2 separate regions of the Homo sapiens genome follow, and region 1 is linked to region 2. The links are chromatin loops, found by intact Hi-C in ENCODE. Cell type or tissue: endothelial cell of umbilical vein. All regions are shown on one strand. Links, peaks and the distances in the headings refer to the core of each region. The heading gives the core; the rest is flanking DNA.

Region 1 (8,348 bases), core at 29-8,028, 52 kb after region 2:
GTCACAGGAGATAGCATGATAGGGATTTTAAACTGGACTGCTTGATTTCAGAGGCTGGGTTCCTAACCACTAAAATTGATGTCATTCTCTTACAGGTAACTAGCAATAATGACGTGTTTACCAGAATTTTTTGTTTGTTTGTTTTTCATTCTATTTTCCCCACACCTAACTGATCCTAATCAGGTGCTACAAAACTTTAGCCCAAGTAGCACTTTCTTAATACAATAGAATAAGAGTAATCTACCAGTATTTTTAGTATCTTTATTTTATTTTTTGAGACAGAGTCTCGCTCTGTTCCCCAGGCTGGAGTGCAGTAGCCCTATCACAGCTCACTGCAGTCTCAATCTCCCAGGCTCAAGCCATCCTCACACCTCAGCCTCCGCAGTAGCTGGGACTACAGGCATGCACCACCACACCTGGCTTTTTTTTTTTTTTTAATATTTTGTATAGAGGAGGCCTCACTTGTGTTGCCCAGGCTGGTCTTGAACTTCTGGGCTCAAGTGATCCTCCCATTTTAACCTCCAGAGTAACCAGGATTATAGGCGTGAGCCACCATACCCAACCTTTAGTATTTTCAACATCAGAACTGTCAGAGTGGAGAGACAAAGAAGGAAAAATGTTAGAAGGGATGCAGAGAAGGGGAGAGAGAGGTAGGGGGAAGAGAAGAAAGCATAGGTAGAGATTAAGACAGACTTAAATATCCATTTAAAATTATTTCCCTTTGGTTAAAGAATAGCCTAATGTTCTTTATTGTGCCCTCCACTAAAGACAATTGTAAAGGGTTTTAGGAATAGCATGAACCTTTCACACATGTGGCTAAAGCAATGGAAAGAAAAAAAAATCATGATGTATTCTTTATTGTCATTATTTTTAATTTTTTTTAATAGAGCCATATTTATGTACTACAGTTTGACTTCTTCATATTTCATTTTTGTGGCTTTTTTTTCAATATAACATTTTCTTTTGAAATAGTTTAAGATTGACAAGCAGTTACAAAGTGGCCCAGGCTATGGCATACCCTTCACTCAGCTTCCCCAATTCCATCGTTAATTTTTTGTATATGAAAAAGTGAATGGATCACTTTCATTGTTTCCAAATCTTCTGAAAAGCACAGAAACTAACACTTGTGCAGTACGCACACCAATGGCCTGCAAGGTGGCTCTGTTGCAAGACTCTTGATGAAGCTTGGGGAAGACGTCATCAAACTCTGGACTTGAATGTTAAACCTGCTGGCAGCCTGCCCTCTCACAGTATGGTCTTCGTCATGGGTGCCAACAAAACTTGGCCTTGTTTAAAAAGAAAAATAGCTCAGCCAATCTTTGTGATGAAGGTTTTGAATGCTTAACTGAATTCAATTAGGACAGGAAAAAGGAATTGCCTTTACATGTGCAGAATAAAAAAATCTGTTTTTATTTTTTTTCCAAAGAGCTCACTTTTCTCAAATGAGAAAATGAAGTTTAATTTAGTATAAGAAAGATCAATTGTAATAAAGAAAACTTAAAAGGCTTTGTGTCAAGACGGATTATATTCAAAAGCAATATTTAGGTGATGGGTTAAGAGAACAGCTGGCACAATTAAGGCCTGAATGTGCACCCTGTGGTTGAGAAGAAAATGAAGAGCACTTAATCATATGGACGTCGTATATTTTTCAAGACATAAAACCTCTAATGTTGCTTTTCCCAGACCAAGGTTGGTGAAAAAGCTTGGAGACTGTTTTATTACATTGGGCTTTCTGCCCAGTTTTAATCACCATTAGGGAAATAGGGCTCTGACCAGGATACTATATTTCACTTTCAGGATGGCTAGTGGCAAGTAGCATTGTATTTCCTAAATTACAGCCTGAATTATACGTATAGCAGAATGATGAAAAAAAAAAAAAAACTAAGAAAAACAAATCGTGGGGAGGACTACTACAGGTTTGACTAATTTACCACTTTCTGTAAATGGATCTCTTTCTTCAGCGTCGGTTTACTGAGATGTTTAATTCCAAAGTATAGGAAACAATCTTATGTCAGAGGTCAATAGATCTTCTTTCCAAGTGACTGCTATCACTTTGAGATGGACAGAACTCTCATTTCCAAAACTAGGATCCACAATCATGGTCTCGAGAAGGCTTTGGCTTAAAATTCATACCCATTTTTAAAGTATTTTCTAAATGTTTATTCTAGATGCACCTTCCTCTATTCTGGATGATAAGAAACTTGTTTTGTTTTTTTTTAAGATGAGAAGTTCCCAGAATAGTAAAATACATTCAATCTAAAATTTAAAAAAGCATTTTGAGTTATATTAAAATTGTCTTCTCTGAAAGAGAGAAATGGAAAGCTTTGTCTAATAAACATTCAGCATGTACCAACTGACCTCTCATCAGTTTTTCCTAGAGAAAAGAAATTTACAGTTTTTCTAGAGACTCTTCATAGAAGGTTCTGGAATACTGCTAAACTGTGATCCACCGTGTTCATATTTCTTGTACTTAAGTACTATAAATATATTCCATACAAGTTGACATAATTACATAGTGTTAAAGTTAAATATGCATTAAAAACTAGAATACATAGATACAAAGATTGATGCTTATTTAAAATTGACACATTAATAGAACAGTAGTTCAAATAGGCTGAATTTTTTTATTGCCTGCTCTTCAAACAAAAAATGGTTGTTTCCTACTTGAACATAACAATATTGATTTGACCCCTAAGCTGTACTTCACTATTTTATATAATTTCTGATTTTACATTTTATGAGGCTTTTCCTCTCATATGTACCCTTAGATGAAATAGTAATATCTCTGCTAAACATTTATTTCTAAATGTTTTTATTTTTTCAAATACTATGTTTTTCCCTAATGTTATAAAGTAATGCAGTTTCAGGACAATTGCACTGAGCAGAGATGAAAGGGAGTATTTGGCCTTTCAGTTCAGAGTTGTATACAGTGGCTTAAATAAATAAAAACAAGAGGAGAACTCTATACACAGTTTATATATTTTTACCATGAGTAAAGACAAAATCTTACAAGTATGCATTTTTAAGAACTGATCAGAAGATGGTTTTACATTCACTGACTTGTGATTTGTGTACGTGTATAAACACACAGTAGGATGTTACCATTTTTATGTAAACTTCATGACGGGAGCAAATTACTTTACTGTAACAGATTGTGTTTAAAGATATCTAACTATAAATCAATTTTCCAGACTGCAGGATTAAGACAAGAAATGGAGCTAAAACTCATTCCTCTTCATACACATAGAAAATTATTAGGTAGGAAAAAAATGCTTTCACCCAATCAAGAATAATACTAGAGTGAAAACCCATTACTTGCAAAAAGTGAAAAAGATATTTGAAATTATCTCTGGCAGGAGGGAGAAGATAAATCCTGACCAAATTGGATTCAGAAATAATATTGTTGAATTGAGAAAAATATATATGTTTTCCTCATGCCTATTTATAGATTTAAATTGTTTGCATATATGTATGCATATAGTAACAATCTCCATGTATTTTACTCACTGTGTAGTAAAATACGGTTTTATTTTATTTGCCTGAAAATCACCCATTTCGAGCTTTAAGTAGCACCCATTTGTCCTAGTATTTGTGGTGTAATAAAGTTATACTTTGTTACTTATACGAACAGTTAATTTTTGTAATACATACACATACACACTCATATATAATATACTTCTCCCCTCTCTTTCTTTCTTATAACAATACTGATCTTCAAAGCAGGAGATTATGGAATATAATGGTCCATACTATTATATTAGAATGTAATGGAATACTATTTGTCAGAAACCAGCATTGAGAATCTGCTTTTATAGACTGTGCATTGTTCCTGGGCTGGTGGAATAAGCAATAAATAATTATTTTAACAGCGATATAACTGCCTTCCTATCATGCTGTAACATAAATTATACAAAGGACTCATAACTTTCACTATCTAAGAAAAAAAAATCCAACTGACAAAACACATGCAGTAAAGTCATTGTCTTTAGGCACTTACACATTTGGCTCCATTGAATTGCAGTGACTTCCTAAAACTTAGACCAAAGTTAAGTACATTTACAAAGATTAAACCACAAATCAGTTGTAGCCAAAATTGCTTTGGTTCAACACCTGGCAGTATGCCCATATCTCAAGCTCCCCTTGGTAAACCACTATAGAGAGCATCTAAGGTAATGAGTACTACTTCTAAAGTTTGCCTCCTCAGATCGGTTCAATGTTAGAAAACAACATGAATCAGGTTTGTGGAATGTGAGTAGAGCACTGCGGAGTAGATCCTTAAGTGGTGAAACCACACAGAAATAGACAAAGATTGCATAAGGCAAATAAATACAGTAAGCTAGAAATAATCACATTTTCTCCTAGTGAAACCTTAAGAAGTAATATGTGATAATTTTTTTAAAATATATGCTGTAAAATACAAGGATACAAATATGTATTTAGTCATTGTTTAATAAGGTGCTATTAAGACAGTGATAAATAATTTTAGTTCTATTTCCTAAGTTCTAATTTTTCATTAGTTACTTCATATCTAAGGTATTTATTAAATATATCACAAACTAGTCTCATAAACACTTCAGAGATCTCTATTAATAATTCCTGTAACTTTTTGCCTGGCAGGCCAAAACTGTAAGAGTAGATAACTATACATCTCTGTTTTATCTTTATCTGTTTCTATACCCCTAAGTATAAAATTTTAAATTAAAATTTAGACACTTGGGGGTGATAAATCATAATATAAAATTGTACAGGTCTCTTAATGAAAACATATGTGACAAAAGCAAACTTTTAAATATATAGGGTACTATACCTCCTTCTACCTCCTAGGTCCTGCTGTAGACTCTTCACCCTCAAGACCTTAACTCTTTAACAAATGGATTTTCATTATTTAATTAATCTATATTAAAATACTAAGAAGAATGAAGGAAAGCAACATTTCTACTCATCAGTAAAATCCTCTAAAAGTCACTGAGTAGAAAGGCACAGACCACTTTTTTACCACTTATTTTCTCACCAAAGTATAATTATTTGCCACCAATAACCTGACAATCACTGTAAAACGTGGGATTTATGGATGAACAAACTTGGTTCCAGGAATGCTAGTAAGTACTTGAGACAGACCAGACCAAAATACAGCACAACACTAAGCAGGAAGTGCAATAATAGTTGATGTGGGGAGGACAATTTGTGACATACTTTAAGAAGGGTATGAAGTCACCAAGGAGTAGCGTCCTGCTCCTGGAGCTCAGACTGCAATCCTAGCCATCAAAGATGTTGGTCTGATGTTGAAAGAATCAGAAGAATGTAAAACCAATAAATATATACATAACAGTAATCAGAAATCCCTATACATTGTTTGAAAATTGCTAATCCACTTATGTTCTTTCCTATAAGACAGACTTGACTAGAAGATCTCTCAACTTCCTTCTAATTCATTGCTAGCATTATATTAAATATGATAATGCTTTTGTACCAACTCACAGTTGACTGTTCTTGGATATAAAACAATGACTAAGCAATTTCAGTGACGGCAATAATTTTTTTTTTGAGTAGTTCTAACCACTCATCTCTGTGTTACACAATCCTGTTTTTTTTCCTCCTCCCTCAAGGTTTAAGGGGGCAAATGGTCTTTGGTAATTAGTGCTTAACTTCTCTTCTTTCATTCACAAAGAGGTATTTCAACACTCAAGCCTTTGTCAGTACTTTGATGAATTGTGCTCTTCAATCTTCTGGAAACGAATAGCAGACTGCAAGGTCTCGTTTTTCCTGAGATTCACCTGACCATGAGCTTTTAAGTGTCACTTTACAACTCCAACATAACCCAGGGCTGGCTATACCCTTCAGAACTCTGGTGGAAATGAAGCAGCAGGCCAAGTACCTTGGCCTTCAACAGCTTCCTGACTCTAGTTTTAAGCTTGGTGTTGATATACCTTGAACAATCCTAAGGGACCCATTTTCTCCTTAATAAACCTAGTCACCAACTTAAATCCTTGGCTAACAGCCCAGACACACACTTGCTCTGAAGGCCATCAGTAATAACATCCCAGAGGGGCTCCAAATGAAAATTAAAAATCTATAACTTCTATGTGAGATGACAGATATGTTAATCTGTTTCACTATTGTAACCATCTTTTATTTTTATGTATCCCATAGCATCACGTTGTAAACCTCATATATACAAAATAAAATTTATTATTAAAAAAATCAATAGTTACATGATATGTAATTGTCAGCTGTTCATAACATATCTAGCATATTAACCCTTATGGAAAATCATTGGGATGAAGTGGTGGTGGGGAGAATAGCAAAATTGGCTGTGAAACTCCTTTTAACCATAAAATTTGATTTATTTATCTTTTCAACACAGCAGCAAAAATACAATATCTCATTTTCATGTCCTTATGTTAGGACTTACTAAAGTTAGAAATTCCTACTAATAGAGACCAGGTTTACATATATTTGACCTTATCATTAAAATTTCTACTTATTTGGCATTTTAAAACCTAATTTAACCCTTCATTCTCAAGGAACTATATTTTTAAGGTAATAACATATATCAAATAAAAGAAAATTAATATAAATAAAGTATTTGTAGAACACGTTCCTTCCTCTTTATTCTTTTATTAAGTGCCGGGGGTGGGGGGTTGGGAACATGAGAAAAATCATTTAAGTACTAGGTTAAAAAGTTCCCACAGTTCTTAAAAACTTTTAGTAAATTAATTTTGAAATAATAGCTTTCTTTACCAAATTTACCTACAATTTTAGAACAGTTAATGGTCAAACCCCATTTAATATTCCTCCCTTACCCTAGCAGCACCTACTTTTATTTAACAATTCAATAGCTAAGGACATGTAAGGCACCATGCTAGGTACTGGGGATATCATTGGTGACCAAAACCAGACCCAGTTCCCATTCTCAAAAGGCTTACAATCTAGTAGAGAAGACAGGTATTAATAGGTTTAACATAATTAAAACCTGAAGTGAGTATTCTGAGGCAAAAGAACCTGAAGGAGTTTGAGTAAGGATTCCCTTCCTGTGTAGGATGAGTCAGAATTAACCAGAAAGAGGGAGAGTGGGTGAGAATGTGAACTAGAAGAAAATGCATGTTGCCTTAGAAAAGAGAAACATGGTGTATTTGAGGTAAAATGTGGCAATGTGGAGAATGGTAGAAGTGAGACTAGGAAAACAGGCAAGAGTCAGACCATGCAGAACCTTGTCAGTCATAGAAAGATTTGTCTTTGTACCAGAAGACAAACGGGAAGTTACTAAAGACCTTTAAACAGGGACATGAATACTGATAAGTTTGTATTTTTCCAAAATTAGTCTACTCCAATATGGAGGACAAGTTGAAGGGCATGTTCAGGAGATATGGGAAAATCAGTAAGTCATTGTCAAAAGCAAGACCGTGTTTGTGTTCATTAGAGAAGATGAATGGGGAAAGATAATGTGCAAGTGGTTTTTGCCCTCAAAAAGGTGTTCCCTTTCAGTATTTACTTTTGGAATCCAGGTATATTAGTGCAGAGAAGCTGGACTTGGGAGTTAGTATAGCCACACCAAGCGCCCCTAGCTGACCTCAGAATTGAAAGTACATGGTGCATGGGAGCTATGATGGAGACAGAACAGCCAGGGGCAGTGGCTGTTAATGCGGGTGAGGTTGAGAAACTTTTGGTGACAAAGACAAGACATCTTTCTGATGAGATTTTACCCTTACCCACTGCAGTTCAGTGACATCACTTATTTTACAGGAGAAAAATACAGGAAAAGGTAGAAAAAATATTTAATTATATACAATTATATATATAATATATATGTTTATATATATTTTTTACTTAATTTCCCCTCTAAGTAAGGCAGAAGAGAAGTCTGTGAGAGGGGAGATGTATGCGTAATTACAGTATAGCACAAATTCAAACTGCTAAAGAAGACACGTTAATAATACGCTTGGCTAGATAAATATACAAGATCCCTTGCCATATGTAAAACCACTTTTAAAACAGTGCCAAGGGGCACTGTGCATGTACATGACAAGCTGTTTCTAATGATCTTCTCCCGCATAGCATTTGCCTTGCCCAAAGCATTGTTTGGATTTTCACTTCTTTCAATCACAAGTGTTTAAATTCAAACATGCTATACTAATTTTGAACATTGAAGATTTGCTATATTAAAAAAATATGGATGACTAAGTTCTGAAAGCAAACATATGTGTTTGATGCAGCAAACCATAATAAAACTGGTAGGTGGGCTGTCGAGAATGTAGACCTACAGAACAGAAACCAGTAGTTCTTGAGTATTTATTGTGAGCCACACACTCTCACATTTACTATTTCACTTAACAGTCAATACTGGCCAG
Region 2 (8,348 bases), core at 147-8,146:
GTCCCTGATGATAATGGAGCACTATGTTAAACTTGAGTTGGCTTAAGTTACTGTTATTTTAAATTTTTTGTAATTCTTCCCCATGTGGTCAAAATTAAATATACCTAAGGAAAACTCTGCTCTCAATACTCATAGAATTATTGAGTTTGTTTCTCCTCTACAATCATTAATGGGCGGGCGGGTGGGGAAGAAGAAAGAAAAGAAAGAACAAAATGTTGGGCTATAACAAATGACTTCAGCAGTCAAGACGTGAGTAATTGGTCTAGGACAGATGGGAGTACAATTAAAGGTTATGGCTAAAATGAGAAATAAATAGCTTATAGGTACTTAGTGACATATGTATTTGCTCAAAGTATTTATTGCTTCTCTATGGACCATTTTTCATCTTGCTGATGCCCTTTAGTGAATGATGAATCTGCTTGCCTCCCACTTATTTTAGATTGAATTCTATTTTTAGAATAATTATAAAGGGATTTTAGGAGACCTGGTGTCATTATAAGACTGGATATGTTAATAAGTAACATTTGTGATAATCAGACCCATATATTTTTTCTTGAAGAGTTGCTTTAATGGACTAAACAGTAACATCGATGATTTCCATAGGAGATATATGCTTTTCTCACTTACACCCAGCAATGTTCCTCATCTGACAGGTTCAGTTACCATCTCTTCATCAAATCACACATACAGTTGTTTGTTAAGAAGTTTACTTATTCATGTTAATTGACGTACAATGCATTAACTATAAGTCGGTTTTGACTGAATGCCTTGCTAATTTATAATCTTGACAACAATAGAGTTTGTCTTCCTAAACTTGCTTACTTCCTTTCAAAATGGAATGCCCTTGTTGCTCTAACATTGCAAGCAAGGAAGCTTTAGTGTCCTCTCCACCACATTTGATAACTGTTGCTGCTTCATCCACACCACCATTTTTTTTCCTAACTAAAATCCTTGTCAGTTCTAATGTGTACTATAGCAAACTCCATTTGAGAGACAAATAGCACCTCCTTATTCTTAGTTCAGACTCAAAGTTCTTAAGGAACTATAATGAATTGGTCTTCCCCAGAGAAAAAGGCTAGATATGTGATTAGGCTTTTTAAAATGTGAAAAAATGATTGAGGATATATGTATATGTACATATGTATGTATATATATGTATGTGTGTATATATGTGTGTATATATATGTATATACACACATATATACATATACACACACATATACACACACACATATATATACATACATATGTACATATACATATATACATACATATGTACATGTACATATATACATACATATGTACATATACATATATACATACATATGTACATATATACATGTATATTTATGTACATATACATGTATATATATATAGTCCTAAGATGACATGGGCTCAGCTATTCTTCCAGGTCCTCTTTTGAGAAAGAACCCAAGTTCTGATGCTCTTTCAGCTACAGTGAAAGGTCTGGGGACTAGAAGTCAAGCATTCAAAAGGCTGAACTGTCAATATGTTAACCAAATTATAATCAAGTTAAGAATGAAATGTGGCAACTGAAATATTTTCCCATAAATGACAGAAGTGGTTTTAATAAAAAAGCAAATATAACATTATATTGCTATTTTATAAATTAAAGCAGATTTAGTACATAAAAATTTTAAAGTGAGGAACCATTCCTATCTTTCTCTAAAACAGAATTACATAGAATTTCCAAGAAAGAAGACTATATAATATCTACGTAATATTTCCCATTCTAAAGAAGTTTAATTTTTAGCTTTACATACAATTACTGATTTTGAGTATTTGTCCTGAAGAGCTGTGGCTCACCTACAACAGGTTCTAGGGTTGAATTTATACATATACCATGTGGGAAGTTTGGGGGGATGAAGGAGGTAGGTATACACTTAAAAATAAATGGGAATTACAGCCCAGTCTTCTAGAAACTTGAATTTGCATATTTTCTGGGGTGGGCAGGGGGGGAAGATGGCTTCTACCTTGCAAGATTCTACAGGGACATATAATCTATGCCTACCATGCCCATAATTTAATAAATAAATGTTAAGCCCCTGCATTAATTTAGAGAGAGAACTTCGTATAATATGAATCTTTTTGGATCTCCTGAAGAAATATGCCCAGAGAAATTACAGGGATTTTGAAAAGTTAAAAACAAAGCCAGGAGGCAATCTATGTCTTCTCACTGGTTCTCAAACTTCAGCATCAGAATTACTTGGAAGACTTGACAAAACGCAGGTTACCGAGCTGCAGCCACACATTTCTGATTCACTAGGTCTGGGGTGGAGCCCAAAGATTTACATTTCTAACAAGTACCCATGTGATGCTGATGGTGCTGGTTCAGGGGACACTCTGAGAACCACTGTCCTTCATGAAGGAAGGGCATAAAGAAGCCAAATCAGGAGCTCAGCTCTCACCTCTAAGAGGGCACAGCCACACATGGTGTCACACTAAGCACCTGAGAAAGATCCATAAGAGATGGTTCCTTAATCAAGTATGTAACCTCATTGTTGTGAAGAAAGCTGCTAGTGGGATGGGAATTGTGGGATGTGGTGAGAAAGAAGAGAGGCGGAGTACACGGCTGCGAGGGGAAGACCAGACAACAGTAGGCATCGGTGTATGCGTGAAAATAGTGACTAAATTCATATTCATTGAACAGATATTATTGAGCAACTATGATGTGCCAAAAACTTGGCTAGATGTTAGGGACTCATCAGTGATCAAAACAGAAAATGTTCCTGCTCTATGAACATTCTAGTTAGGTGAAACAATAATTAATTGTACAAAAAAATATATCAGATATATCAGTAATATAGAAATGCTATGGAGAAAAATACAGGGTAGAGTAAGTGAGGATTAAGTGTTCTTTTTTATTTCTACACAGGGTGATACAGGAACGATGTCCACCAGATATCACACTAAGAACTGCCACAAGAAAATGAGACAATTCTAATGTGTAACTTTGCAATCACTTTTCTCCCAGATGCCAGGATTAGTATAAAGAGCTCCAGATAGTGAGGGTGCAGAATTCATAAAAGTCCATCTGCCTGGAGCTCTGTCCTATTCATATATTCACAAGTCTCCTGGTTTAATTAAGTAAATCTGGGAGAGAAGAAAAAGTATTTGTTGGTTTTGTAGTCAGTCAGCTTTACAGATTCCCCACTATATTCCATCATAGATCTGCCATGGATGATCAAGCTTAGGAAAGACATTTGTACATCTTATATCTCAGGTATGAAATGAAACTTTTCTAACACATGACCATCATCAGAAAACAGGGATGCCGTTAGATTTAGTTACAGTTCTTATTATAGCAGCACTTCCTTCTTTCACTTTCAGGGTGGCAAAAAATAGGACTTAGGTCAGCTAATACTTCTGCAAGGATCTAGTATGAAGATAATCTAGTTAGAAGACACTGTTTGGTTAGTTTTCAATGATCCAAGGAAAGATTTGCCCCAGGGAGAATCCTTGCTCTTTTAAATTTATAAATGCATATATCCTAAGCAAATACTCACGTATTTTACCCAAATAAATCTAGAGTGCTCTTTAAAAAAAAAAGAAAGAAAAAAATAAAGAAACAAACCAAAAAACGAAAGCCTGAGAAAGGTCTCTCAGCCTCCCCCTTCTGTATTTCTCTCTATGTACTCACATGTGGATATTAATTTTATATTCTTTAAATTGGATTTCCCTCCACTTCCAGAATTCTCAGGCACTCAGACATTTAGTGAAATATGCTATTTGCTTTTGTATATTATTACTATTTAAACTCTTAATTTTCTGCATTTTCATGAGGTCACTTCCTAGACTCCTAGTTTCCTCTTTTAAACCACAGCTGCCTCAAGCTGACTATGCTCAAAAGAATAGGACTTATGAAAAAAGTAGGCATTGCTAATCCACTGCTAGTTGAAAATACTTTCTGAATTATCAGACCTTCTGTAAAAAGCCCATGATATGCTTCATTATGTAAACAAACCTCCTCTGTGTTGCTTTTTAAGCTTGAAAATATCAAAATCATGACATAACATGAGAAGAATTCCATTTTGACAAAATGAAAAACACAAAAATTCTTCTACCCAGAAAAAAAAGAAACAGAATGTAATGGGGGAAAATAAATGCAAAAATAGAATTGGCTAGAAACCAGCAACCACAAGAAAAGAAATATGACAGGAAATGGAACTAATCAGTTACTATAGTGAAGAGTTTTTTCCCCAGACTTTCTTAGGAGAAAAAGAGAAATTCTAAAGAAATGTAGAAACTAAGAGTTTGGACAAAGTTATTTATATAATCTTGAACTATACAAAATTCCCTGAGAATGTATATGTTTTTTGAAAGGACAATGGAGTTTTTATTTAGCGGAATTTTGAAAGTTTATCTTCTTTGGGATTCTTTTGGTAAAGCTTTAGTTAGAAGGGTTGGAACTTTTGAGGAGTAATTTCTATATAACTACACTATGATATCTTTTTCCAGAGGCAGAATTATCTTCCTTTCTAATTCAAGGCCACTCGAAGGCTTAGTCCATGCAGGAATGGGCTTGCTTTGTCAGAACCCTCTTCAGCTCAGCAACAGACATTGCCAACAGATTAGCCTTCCGTGAATAACAATTCTTCATACACTGGAAAATTTTTCACATGAAAATTGCTCCTTTGGGTTATTCTCCCATTACAACTTACTTTTATTATTGGGTTATTTTGGTATAGACTATATCAAGTTTTTTAGCTGTTTTATGCCTAGATAAAATTAGAAGACGTCATTTCTAAATATAGATATGAAAAATTAATCTCTATATTAAAAACAAATTTAGAAATAATTGTCATTTATTTGCTAGTTGTTTTGTGACTCTAAGTTTTAAAAAAATTAGTAGCTAATTCACTTAACAAAAGTCATTTCCAAAATGTTTGACAACCTCTGAGCATGTCTACAGAGATGGTAGATACAGAATAGTCTTTATTTAATTTCTAATATCCTACTGGAAAAATATGGATAAAAGCTAGAACGTATATTAAAAATAATACGGCTCATCTCCATTTAATTTATATACAAGAAAACCCAGGTCTCAAGATTTGAATTTCCTTATTCAAGGTAACACAGCTGCTTAGCAGACGAGACAAAAATTGAAACCAGGTCTCTGGATCCCAAGGGACACTGATGGTCCCTAATTATCATGGGGTAAGAGAGATCCACCAACAACCAAATAACAAACACAACAGGTAATGAATTGAAAAAAAAATTGATATTAACTTTTTTCACACCCTTTGTAATCCATAGAAGCTTATTCATAAATAAATTAGTGAATGTCTTGTGATTCAATTGAACCAACATTTCCCAGTGTTCAGGCAAGACAGAAAGACTGAAAAGAGGATGAATGATGAAAAGGTTCCTGAGTCAAAGTAATTTATTGAATTTTTCTTTTTCCAGCTCTATTATTTTACACATATAATAATGAAAGTTGATGAATGTATACTTTATGCAAGTGTGTTACATATATTACCTGGTAACATATTATATTGTATAGTGTATTGCATGTATTACCTTATTTATTTCCTTTTATTGCTATTATCTTAATGTTTAATCTCATGTTTCGAGGCTACTAACATAGCAATTATCATAAAGCTAACAGCCAGCATTTGAAACCAAATCTAAATGATTCCAATGTATATCTCTATCCAGTGAATTATATTGCTTAATTGTTGAAAACTCTCCCTGACTCTGGATTATGTGTGTTAAAAATAAAAAAAAGAAAAAAAAGAAAAAGACTAAAGAAACTACTTCTGCCTGTTGAAAAAAATCATATTTCTAAAATTAGATACAAATAACTATTAAAATTGATTCTAAATTGGGATAAATAAGATAAACAGGACTTTCAAAATGAATGCCTTTATGCATCACTGAGCATCTAAAATGCCTTCTCAAGGTTTCCATGCCAACCTTTCTAGAATGCTAAAATAAGCTGTGAAACAACATTTACTCATACCACAATATGTAGTTTTTGATGCACTAAATTGTTTCGCTGCATTTAATAAAAAAAAAAGCTCAAATAAATTTTGAGTATTTAGCAAATGGGGGAAGTAAAAATGGTACCAGTCATCAGTGAGCAGGCAAACAATGTAACTTTTGTTTGTCTAAATGAGACAAGCCTTAAGAAGGACTTAAACGGAACTTTTCATTTCTGCTAACATCCTTTTTATGTATATCCATAGTTAGTCATCGCTTTTCAAAATAGAGTTTTATAAAAGTTATGTTTAAATTATAAACAACACTAAGCACTTAACACTGAATATATAAAAGACAAATTTGGAAATCTAGGGCACTTCAATCTTTGATTCGGACCACCTGGCAAGAGAAAAATAAATGAATAAAAAGCCAAATGGAGCTGAATAGGTCTCATGCAGTTTGAAGAGATTTCTTTTTACCTGTCAAGCTCCTTAAAAGTAAATATTGCAGTTTGACTGCTGAATTACGACAGGAGCCTCCAGTGGAGAAGCAGCAGCTCCTGCAGGCTGGAAGAGATGGGCAAGAGAAGGGCCTAGCATTTGGGTCCAGCCTCCAGCATGCAGAAGACGTAGGCTGAGGAGCTCAGACAGGGTGGTTAGAAAGGGAATACTCAGGACAGCAATAGAGAAGGGCACACAGGGCGCTGGAATAGTAACAGCAATCCAACAACAGCAATGAGAGTAAGAGTGAATGTGGGCAACATCATAAACACTAAAATTATATCAAGCAACGCACTAAGTTCCAGAAAGACAGTAATGACAAGCCATGTGTGGTCTCTGACTTCAACAACTAGGAATCTAATTAATCTTTAAAACATGTTGATTAGGGAGGGAGAATAAAGCGAAATGCCATGAGAGATTGCATTCGGGGTGTTATGGGAGTGCACAGTGAGGGCATCTCGCCCACTGTAGGAAAGACGGCTCTGAGTAACTGAGGTCTAAGCATTCACTCCTAACAGAAAAAAACATGGAGAATAAAAGGAGGAGAGATGGCAGGAAATAAGGCTGAAGAACCATTTACTGACTTAACTAATTTAAGCTGAATGCAAATGTCAGATTTTAATTTGTCCCTTACCAGGTTTTTAAGTATGTAATACATCATATCTAAAGACCAATATTGGCAACCATAAACAGGAAAAGACAACTGTAAATTTATTAGAGTCACAACTACACTTACTCCACCACCAATAATTGTGGGCTTCAATGAGTTAGTTGACATCTCTTTGATTCAGTGCTCTGGGTTTTCTATGTAAGTTGTAACAGTTTGAATGCAACCGTTTTGTTACTGAGGGAGCAGCATCAACTGATACTTTCCCTGAATGAAGAAAATTTAAGATTTTACCAAAGGTAAATAAACAAAAACAAAAACAAAAACTTCCATATGGAGCTTTAAATAAATTTCCTGGATTGAGGTCTTAGGCCACGTCCTTACAACTGCAGAGACCTACAAGTGCAGGCCTCTTACATATATTAATTATTTTGAAACTTTTTTCATATATGGATTTGAACTCTCAATCAGAAATACAATGCTTGATTATACAGCACTTTCAAAAGTTATTTTTAAAAATTATTTGTCACAAACATTTCTTGAAACATCATATAAGAAGGGGCAATATTTTCCTCAACCTGAGGTTTATGACTTGTCAACTACTTCAATATGATTTAGGTCTCTCTTATCCCAACCTGCAAGACTTCTTCCAAATCATTTTATTTTCCTGCATCTATGATACTCTAGTTTTTAGAGTTCAAAATGCTGTTTTGTGACAGGTGCCATTGGTTTTGCATTAGCCATATTTACAGGGCTCTGCCTTGATTCAGAAGTGTATGGCCATGGCTTTCTAATCTGATTAGCTCCTTGGAATTTATATTACTGTCTTTACTGAATATATTTTTCTCATTTCACAGCTGAGATCTAGCTGGTGGAAAAAAAAAAGGAGGCCCATCAATCCTAATGGGGCACTGGTTTAAATGATGCTGACTCTTGTTCTATATCCAGTATGAGAAGCAGCTCGACACAGGTCTTTGATGCTTCTTTAAAAGTGAATGAACAAATTCTCCCTCATTTGAATTTTATTTATGAAAACAATACTTTCTGAACCAAAGCTCTAAAAATATGGCTTGTCAAAAGATTTTTCTGTGTAATTTATGATTTAATTAATATGAAGTCTTACAAAACTGAACTGAACTACACTGCTATGTATTTATAATTTTATTGAAAAAATAATACCATAGGAGCTTTAGTACCTATGAAAACAACAATTAAGGAATTTAGCAAACAGTTTCTCCTTTAAAACATGCTATAGAATGGACCATATAATGTGTTATTGATCACAAAATCCCAATCTC

The links. A loop is a pair of places that touch in the nucleus more often than their neighbours do. Peaks named below come from ENCODE experiments on the same cell type or tissue, not always from the same donor. Only the 100,000 strongest peaks of a DNase experiment are listed, where the experiment ranks them.
Region 1: a loop joins it to region 2, with 8 times the contacts of the local background. A loop is called at or near these places in 5 of 110 quality-filtered maps.

What each region holds. Positions count from the first base shown.
Region 1 is chr2:209,469,931-209,478,278 of GRCh38, reverse strand. All of the region lies in intron 1 of MAP2 (microtubule associated protein 2), which reads right to left. Among named protein-coding and RNA genes, the nearest start is that of MAP2, 50 kb to the right of the region's middle. In endothelial cell of umbilical vein, for the core only: no CTCF peak of the experiment used is centred there; DNase peaks (open chromatin) are centred at 1,258, 1,728 and 4,118; H3K27ac peaks cover 3,198 bases.
Region 2 is chr2:209,521,731-209,530,078 of GRCh38, reverse strand. The region is part of intron 2 of MAP2 (microtubule associated protein 2); the gene reads right to left. Among named protein-coding and RNA genes, the nearest start is that of MAP2, 100 kb to the right of the region's middle. In endothelial cell of umbilical vein, for the core only: no CTCF peak of the experiment used is centred there; DNase peaks (open chromatin) are centred at 3,278 and 4,008; H3K27ac peaks cover 3,227 bases.